Regions from separate parts of the Homo sapiens genome. Here all the other regions are linked to region 1. Evidence: read pairs that join two places in POLR2A ChIA-PET (ENCODE). Cell type or tissue: OCI-LY7. All regions are shown on one strand.

Region 1 (2,500 bases):
GAAATAATAATTTACTCAAAAGAAATGTTCTGGGCGGGTGTAGTGGCACACGCCTGTAATCCCAACACTTTGGGAGGCCAATGCAGGAGGATCAATTGAGCCTAGGAGTTTGAGACCAGCCTGGACAACATAGTGAGACCCCATCTCTGCAAAAAATTTAAAAATCAGCTGGGCACAGTGGCTCACACCTATAATTCCAGCATTTTGGGAGGCCAAGGCAGGTGGATCACTTGAGATCAGGAGTTCGTTACCAGCCTGACCAACATGGTGAAACCCCGTCTCTACTAAAAATACAAAAAAAAAAAAAAAAAATTAGCCAGGCATGGTGGGGCACACCTGTAACCTCAGCTACTTGGGAGGCTGAGGCAGGAGAATTGCTTGAACCCGGGAGATGGAGGTTGCAATAAGCCGAGATCACGCCATTGCACTGCAGCCTGGCCAACAAGAGCAAAACTCTGCCTCAAAAAAAAAAAAAAATTAGCCAGACAAGGTGGTATGCACCTGTGGTCCCAGCTACTCAGGAGGCTGAGGTGAGAAGATCACTTGAACCCAAGTAGTTTGAGGCTACAGTGAGTTATGACTGAGCCACTGCATTCCAGCCTGGATGGCAGAGCAAGACCCTGTCTTAAAACAAAACAAAACAAAACAAAACTAGAGGCCCAGTGTGGTGGCTCATGCCTGTAATTAGCACTTTGGGAGGGCAAGGCAGGCAGATTGCTTGAGCTCAGGAGCTTAAAATCAGTCTAGGCAACATGGTGAAACCCCGTCTCCACATAAAAATACAAAAGCCAGGCGTGCTGGCATGCAATGTACTTCCAGCTACTTGCGGGGCTGAGGCAGGAGGATTGCTTGAGTCTGGGAGGTTGAAGGTGCAGTAAGCCATGTTTGCACCACTGCACTCCAGCCTGGGCAAGACTCCGTCTCAAAAAAAAACATGTTCCTCCAGCTACAATCTAACTCCCCCACAAGTCCTAGACTGTAAGCCCCATTGCAAGGGTGACTGTGGTTCCCAGCCACCTCGACCATCTAAAAGATCTAGGACCTTGTATCTGCAGTGGTCTTTCTTAAGATTACAGACTGTTGGCTGGGCGCAGTGGCTCATGCTTGTAATCCCAGCACTTTGGGAGCCTGAGGCGGGCGGATCACGAGGTCAGGAGATCGAGACCATCCTGGCTACCACGGTGAAACCCCGTCTCTACTAAAAAAAATTTAAAAATTAGCCGGGAGAGGTGGCGGGTGCCTGTAGTCCCAGCTACTCGGGAGGCTGAGGCAGGAGAATGGTGTGAACCCGGGAGGAGGAGCTTGCAGTGAGCCAAGATTGTGCCACTGCAGCCCAGCCTGGGCGGCAAAACAAGACTCCGTCTCAAAAAAAAAAAAAAAAAAGATTACAGACTGTTGACCTGGCATGGTGGCTCACACCTGCAATCCTAGCACTTTGGGTCACGTGACCCATTTACCACTGCACCCAGCTGAGAACCCATTTCTTTGGTTTTTTGTGTGTGTGATGGGGGTGGTGCAGAGCCTTGCTCTGTCGCCCAGGCTGGAGTACAGTGGTGTGATCTCGGCTCACTCCAACCTCCATCTCCCGGGTTCAAGTGATTCTCCTTCCTCAGCCTCTCCAGTACATGGGGTTACAGGCGCCTGCCACCATTCCTGGCTAATTTTGGTAGAGACAGGGTTTTGCCATGTTGGCCAGGCTGGTCTCATTGGTTGAGCTCAGGAGTTCGATACCAGCCTTGGCAACATGGCAAAACCCTGTCCCTACAAAAATATTTTTTTAATTAGCTGGGCATGGTGGCTACAGGACTATGTGCCGTAGTCCCAGCTTCCAGGGAGACTGAGGCAGGAGGCTCACTTGAGCCCAGGAGGTCAAGGCTGCAGTGAGCTGAGATCACACCACTGCACTCCAGCCTGGGTAACAAAGTGAGACCCCGTCTCAAAAAAAAAAAAAAACAGACTATTTCTTTTTTTTTTCTTAAGACGGAGTCTCTCTCTGTCGCCCAGGCTGGATTACAATGGCGCAATCTTGGCTCACTGCAACCTCCGCCTCCCAGGTTCAAGTGATTCTCCTGCCTCAGCCTCCCAAGTAGCTGGGACTACAGGTGTCTGCCACCATGCCCGGCTAAGTAGAGATGGGGTTTCACCATGTTGGCCAAGCTGGTCTCGAACTCCTGACCTCAGGTGATCCACACACCTCGGCCTCCCAAAGTGCTGGGAGTACAGGTGTGAGCCACCACACCCGGCCCAGACTATTTCTGAAAGCCTGAAATTTTAGATTTGTCATTACCATTCCTGTCAAACCCAGCTTCACCTTAACCAGGGTCACCAGATCTCTGTCTCCTCATCGCTGGCCAGAACACTCACCTAGATTTTCCTTTCTCCACCCAAATAACCTAGGATTTCACCGAGCAGTTCCAGGTGCTCCTGCCCAAGGATGCCCAGCCCTGCAGGGAGGTCATCTCCACCCTCCTGGAGAAAATGAAGATAGACAAGAGGAACT
Region 2 (2,500 bases), 87 kb after region 1:
CACCAGATCTGGAAGGACTTTTCAGCCTCATGTAAGTCCCCTGTGGGGAAATTCTTATTCACCTTCAAAGAGAAGGGTCACTTCTGGGAAAAAGCTCCAAACGGCACAGAAGTAATCTAGGGAGCCTTAAAGCCTCCTCCCTTCCTACCTCGCCCCGAGCAATTCCTCATTTATGTGTGTCTTGGGAGCATGGGGGCTGGTGGAGATGCACATGCTGCTAGGCAGCTCCAGCTGACGGCAGTGATGGGGGATGTTCAGGACACTGAGGGTGGCCGGGCCCAGTGGCTCAGGCCTGTAATCTCAGCACTTTGGGAGGCCGAGGCGGGCAGATCACCTGAGGTCAGGAGTTTGAGACCAGCCTGCCCAACATGGTGAAACCGCGTCTCTACTAAAAATACAAAAATTAGCTGGCCACCTGTAATCCCAGCTACTTGAGAGGCCGAGGCAGGAGAATCGCTTGAACCTGGGAGGTAGAGGTTGCAGTGAGCCGAGATCTCACCATTGCACTTAGAGGGGTGGGGCTGGGAACATGCTCAGGGCAGAGGGAACCGCTTATGGGATGCCTCACAGGCAGCAGTGAACTTGGGAGACATCAGTGGGGCCTCACCTGCCCGGTGAGCATCTGGGGTCTCTCTCAGGGTGATAAGAGGGGCAGACCCCCACAGGCTGCTCTGACTGCTCCCTCCTCCCGGGTATGCAGCCAGCAGAAAACTGAGCTTCCGGTCACAGAGAACGTGCAGACGATTCCCCCGCCATATGTGGTCCGCACCATCCTTGTCTACAGCCGTCCACCTTGCCAGCCCCAGTTCTCCTTGACGGAGCCCATGAAGGTGGGTGAGGCCTGGGAGAGGGAGGGGTGCCTGCAGCCATGAGGATGGTGGTTAGACACCAGGAGGGACTTCCAACCACAGAGGCTGGGGTGCCTAGAGGTAAGTTCCCAGAGTCTGAGGCAGAAATGGGGGAGCTATAGTCATGGGGCACGGGGTGACCCAAGCCCCAGAGGCTGGTGTTCTTTACTTCCCCTGCAGAAAATGTTCCAGTGCCCATATTTCTTCTTTGACGTTGTTTACATCCACAATGGCACTGAGGAGAAGGAGGAGGAGATGAGTTGGAAGGTGAGAGGCTGCAGCAGGTGTGAGTAGCAGGCGGGTGTGGACAGGATGTCTTGGAACACACCTGCACTGGGTCTGGGGGTCTCTACCTCCATTTGATACCCCTGGAACCCTGGTTGGGGTAGGTCATGGCATTGGTCATTGAACAGCCGTTTCCCAGTTGTCTGCTGTGACTGATGGGGTGGCAGCCATTGGGACGATGGTCCAGGCAACATGTTGAGTCCTGCCTCCCCCATCTCCAACGTTCCCTGCGTTCCTTTCTTTCTTGCTTGCTTGCTTGCTTTTCTTTCTTCTTCTTTTTTTTTTTTTTTTTGAGACAGAGTCTCCCTCTGTCTCCCAGGCTGGAGTGTAGTGGCATGATCTCGGCTCACTGCAACCTCTGCCTCCCGGGTTCAAGCAATTCTCCTGTGTCAGCCTCCCGAGTAGCTGGGGTTACAGGTACCTGCCATCATACCAGGTTAATTTTTGTATTTTTAGTAGAGACGGGGTTTCACCATGTTGGCCAGACTGGTCTTGAACTCCTGATCTCAGGTGATCTGCCTGCTTCAGCCTCCCAAAGCGCTGGGATTACAGGTGTGAGCCACCACGACCCGCTCCCTCTTCCCTTTCTTCCTGCCTTTGACCTCGCTGCACCCTCAGCCTGGAGCATCCATCCCTCTTGGACTCCCCAGGCCCTGCTGGGCCTTCACATCCCAGACCTGAATTAGCTGTGGGACCTCGAGTGGACTACTTACTTCTCTGAGCCTCAGTTTACCCAACTATGAACAGGGAATTGAGACCAGCTCCTCCTTATATCTCAGTACCCAAATCAAAAGTCCCCCCTCTAGCCAGGCGTGGTGGTGTACGCCTGTGGTCCCAGCTGCTCGGGAGGCTGAGACAGGAGGCTCGCTAGAGCTCGAAAGGTGGAGATTGTAGTGAGCTGTGATGAAGCCACTGCACTCCAGCCTGGGTGACAGGGCGGAGACCCTGTGTCAAAAAATAAAAATACGGCCAGGTGTGGTGGCTCACACCTGTAATCCCAGCACTTTGGGAAGCCGAGGCGGGTGACTCACTTGAGTTGGGAGTTCGGACCAGCCTGACCAACATGGAGAAACCCTGTCTCTACTAAAAATACAAAATTAACCAGGCGTGGTGGCACATACCTATAATCCCATCTACTCAGGAGGCTGAGGCAGGAGAATCGCTTGAACCCGGGAGGCAGAGGTTGCGGTGAGCCGAGATCGTGCCGTTGCACTCCAGCCTGGGAACAACAGCGAAACCCTGTCTCAAAAAAAAAATTAAAAAAATAAAATAAGTAAAATAAAAAGTCCCTCCTCTTGAGAAGCCCTCCCTGTTTTTCAAGAAGGATCAAAGTGGGGGCCAGGAGAATGTGTCTGTATCTGACTGTG
Region 3 (2,500 bases), 1.7 Mb before region 1:
AATTTCAGATAACGGAGTGATTTTTATTTATATTTTTACTTTTATTTGGGACAGGGTCTCTGTCAACCAGGCTGGGGTGCTGTGGCATGATCATAGCTCACTGCAGCCTTGAATCCTGCGCTCAAGCGATCCTCCAGCCTCGGCTGGGAATACAGGTGTGTGCCACCATGCCTAGCTCATTTTTAAAAAGCTTTTTGGAGAGATGGAGTCTTGCTATGTTGCCCAGACTGGCCTTGAACTCCTGGGCTCAAGCAATCCTCTTGTCTCGGCCTCCTAAAGCATTGGGATTACGGGCGTGAGTCACCATGCCTGGTTCAAATGAGTAATTTTTTAGTATAAGCATGGTCCCAATTATTGCATCAAATTTAACTGAGTGTCTCCTGTATTTTATCTGGCCACCCTAAACTGGAGGTCGGGGCTAGCATGGTAAGCAGGGGTGGGCTAAGCTGCTGGGGCCCTGATTCTCACTCGTAGGAATGGATAATGGTTTCGAAGACCTCCTCGCAGCTGTTCCGAAGTCTGGCCTGGTGCTCTGGCAGCTCCGAGGCTGGACATTTGCTGGGGTCCACTTCACAGTCCTCAGTAGAAGCACAGAGACGCCGCACAACCTGTCCTGCAGCCCAGCACAGCCAGATAGGGGCTGGGGCCATGACCACCAAAACCTGCCACACCCATCCTCCAACCTTGTCTTCAGGTTATTCCGGAGGCACCCAACATCTTGGGGAGCTCCCAATTGTCCCCAGGATCCTAGCACCCCCAAAACACCACTCACTACCAGAATCCAGGTTGCTCAAGGACTCTTAGAACTTCACCCAGGTCCCCTAGCTCACCAGCAGGCCGCTGACATGGACTCTCCCCCAGCTCACCCAGGGTCTCCTGGAGGTAATCCTGTGCCACGAGCTTCATGTACTCATCGATAGCCTTGGTGGCCAATGTGTTTTCCCGGAACAGCAGCGCCTCACGGCCTCCACAGCGCGCCAGCTCCGCAGTGCCCAGGTCAGTCACCAGCGCCTAGGAAGGGCAGGAGGTCAGGTTGCACCAGATGCAGACAGAGTCCAAGGGAATTCGGATCCTTGGCTGGTCCCTCACACCAGAGGCACAGGCCCCGCCCCTTGTAGCTGATGCTTAGGCCCAGTCCTTACTGCTGGGGCTCATAACCGAGGCCGGAACCTCTAACCCTCACAGCAGAAATTTAAGCCTTTCAGCGCTGAGGTGCAACCTGGGCCCCGCCCCTCACGCGTGATGCTCAGGCCCCTGTCGCAGCTGAAGCTTAGGCTCCGCTCTTCAAGGTGTCCCGCCCCTTATGGGTGATAATTAGGCCCCGCCCCTCACAGCTGAAGCTCAGGCCCAGTCCTTCAAGGTGCCCCGCCCCTTACAGGTGCAGCTCAGCCCCAGCCCCTCACAGCTGACGCTCAGGTCCCGCCCTTCAAGGTGCCCCGCCCCTTACGGGTGATGTTCAGGCCCCGCCCTTCTAGGTGCCCCGCCCTTCTAGGTGCCCCGCCGCTTACAGGTGACACTTGGACCACGCCCCTCACACCCCTTCAAGGTGTCTCCCCCATTACAGGTGCAACTCAGGTCCTGCGCCCCAACTCCTGCCCGAAGCGCGTTATCGGTCTACCCCTGGTAGCCCCGGTCCGCGCTGTCGCGGTGCCGCACCTGCGCCCGGCCGGTGGCCCGCAGCACGCGCACCATGGCTGCCGCCAGCTCCTCCTTGGCCTGCGCAGGCAGCGCGGGCTCCAGGGCCCCGCAGAGGCGCGCATAGTGGAAGGTGAGGAACTCCGCCAGCTCCTTGTAGCGCTCGGACGGCAGCACGCGCAGGCGACGCGCCCGAATCCGCGCCCGCAGCGCTGCGCCCGCCGGCGCCCCGAGCAGCGGGAACCAGCGCTCCAGACCGGCGGCAGGCGCGCGTGGGGCGTCCAGCTCCTCCAGCGCCAGGGCCACGCGGCCCAGCACCGCGCTTCCCGGGCCCAAGCCGCGCAGCCGCAGCGACAGGCGACGTGCCGGTGGCAGCGCCTCGAAGTGGAAGCGCTCGGCCCAGAAGAGCTGGCCTGGGCCGGCCCGAGGCGCCGTGCGTGCCAGCAGCGCGCCATCCAGCCACAGCTCGGCGCGCACGCCGGGTGCCCCCGCCGCTGCTCGGGGAAGCCCCTTCGCTTCGTGCACCCACACGCTCAGCCATGTCTCTTCCCGCTCCACGTTGTCCTGCAGATGGGAGTGGGATGGGGGGAAGCGTTTTGGTTTGTTGGCACCCCAAAGAAGGCACCGCAAGTGAAGCGTGGAGCCTCAAACCTGTTGCGTCGGGTCCCTAGGGAGATTGCTGGGCCTTTGGGGAAAGAAGTGGAGCCACGGGAGTCCGGAGGCGGTTACGCGGAAGTCTTCTAGCTTTTCTGGGCTCTCCGGGAGAGTTGGGGGCTCCAGGGCATACAAGAGTAGTACTGGAGTAAAGACTTCGCGATTGCCTGGCAGGCAGGGCTTTGGGTGCATATGGGGCCGGGAGTGGACA

The links. ChIA-PET counts read pairs that join two places held together with the same protein. Peaks named below come from ENCODE experiments on the same cell type or tissue, not always from the same donor. Only the 100,000 strongest peaks of a DNase experiment are listed, where the experiment ranks them.
Region 2: POLR2A ChIA-PET joins it to region 1 with 5 read pairs; 10 of 35 experiments call an interaction of 5 or more read pairs at or near these places.
Region 3: POLR2A ChIA-PET joins it to region 1 with 5 read pairs; 1 of 35 experiments calls an interaction of 5 or more read pairs at or near these places.

Annotation. Positions count from the first base shown.
Region 1 is chr19:17,188,700-17,191,199 of GRCh38, forward strand. MYO9B (myosin IXB) reads left to right here. Exons shown (of 40, transcript NM_004145.4): 20 at 2,398-2,500. Among named protein-coding and RNA genes, the nearest start is that of USE1, 25 kb to the right of the region's middle. In OCI-LY7, no CTCF peak of the experiment used is centred here; a DNase peak (open chromatin) is centred at 1,442; H3K4me3 peaks cover 359 bases; H3K27ac peaks cover 1,946 bases.
Region 2 is chr19:17,275,795-17,278,294 of GRCh38, forward strand. BABAM1 (BRISC and BRCA1 A complex member 1) reads left to right here. Exons shown (of 9, transcript NM_014173.4): 6 at 7-31; 7 at 701-830; 8 at 1,029-1,115. Among named protein-coding and RNA genes, the nearest start is that of ANKLE1, 4.9 kb to the right of the region's middle. In OCI-LY7, no CTCF peak of the experiment used is centred here; no DNase peak of the experiment used is centred here.
Region 3 is chr19:15,455,636-15,458,135 of GRCh38, forward strand. It overlaps RASAL3 (RAS protein activator like 3), which reads right to left. Exons shown (of 18, transcript NM_022904.3): 9 at 1,657-2,199; 10 at 867-1,011; 11 at 469-613. Among named protein-coding and RNA genes, the nearest start is that of WIZ, 6.9 kb to the left of the region's middle. In OCI-LY7, no CTCF peak of the experiment used is centred here; a DNase peak (open chromatin) is centred at 1,386.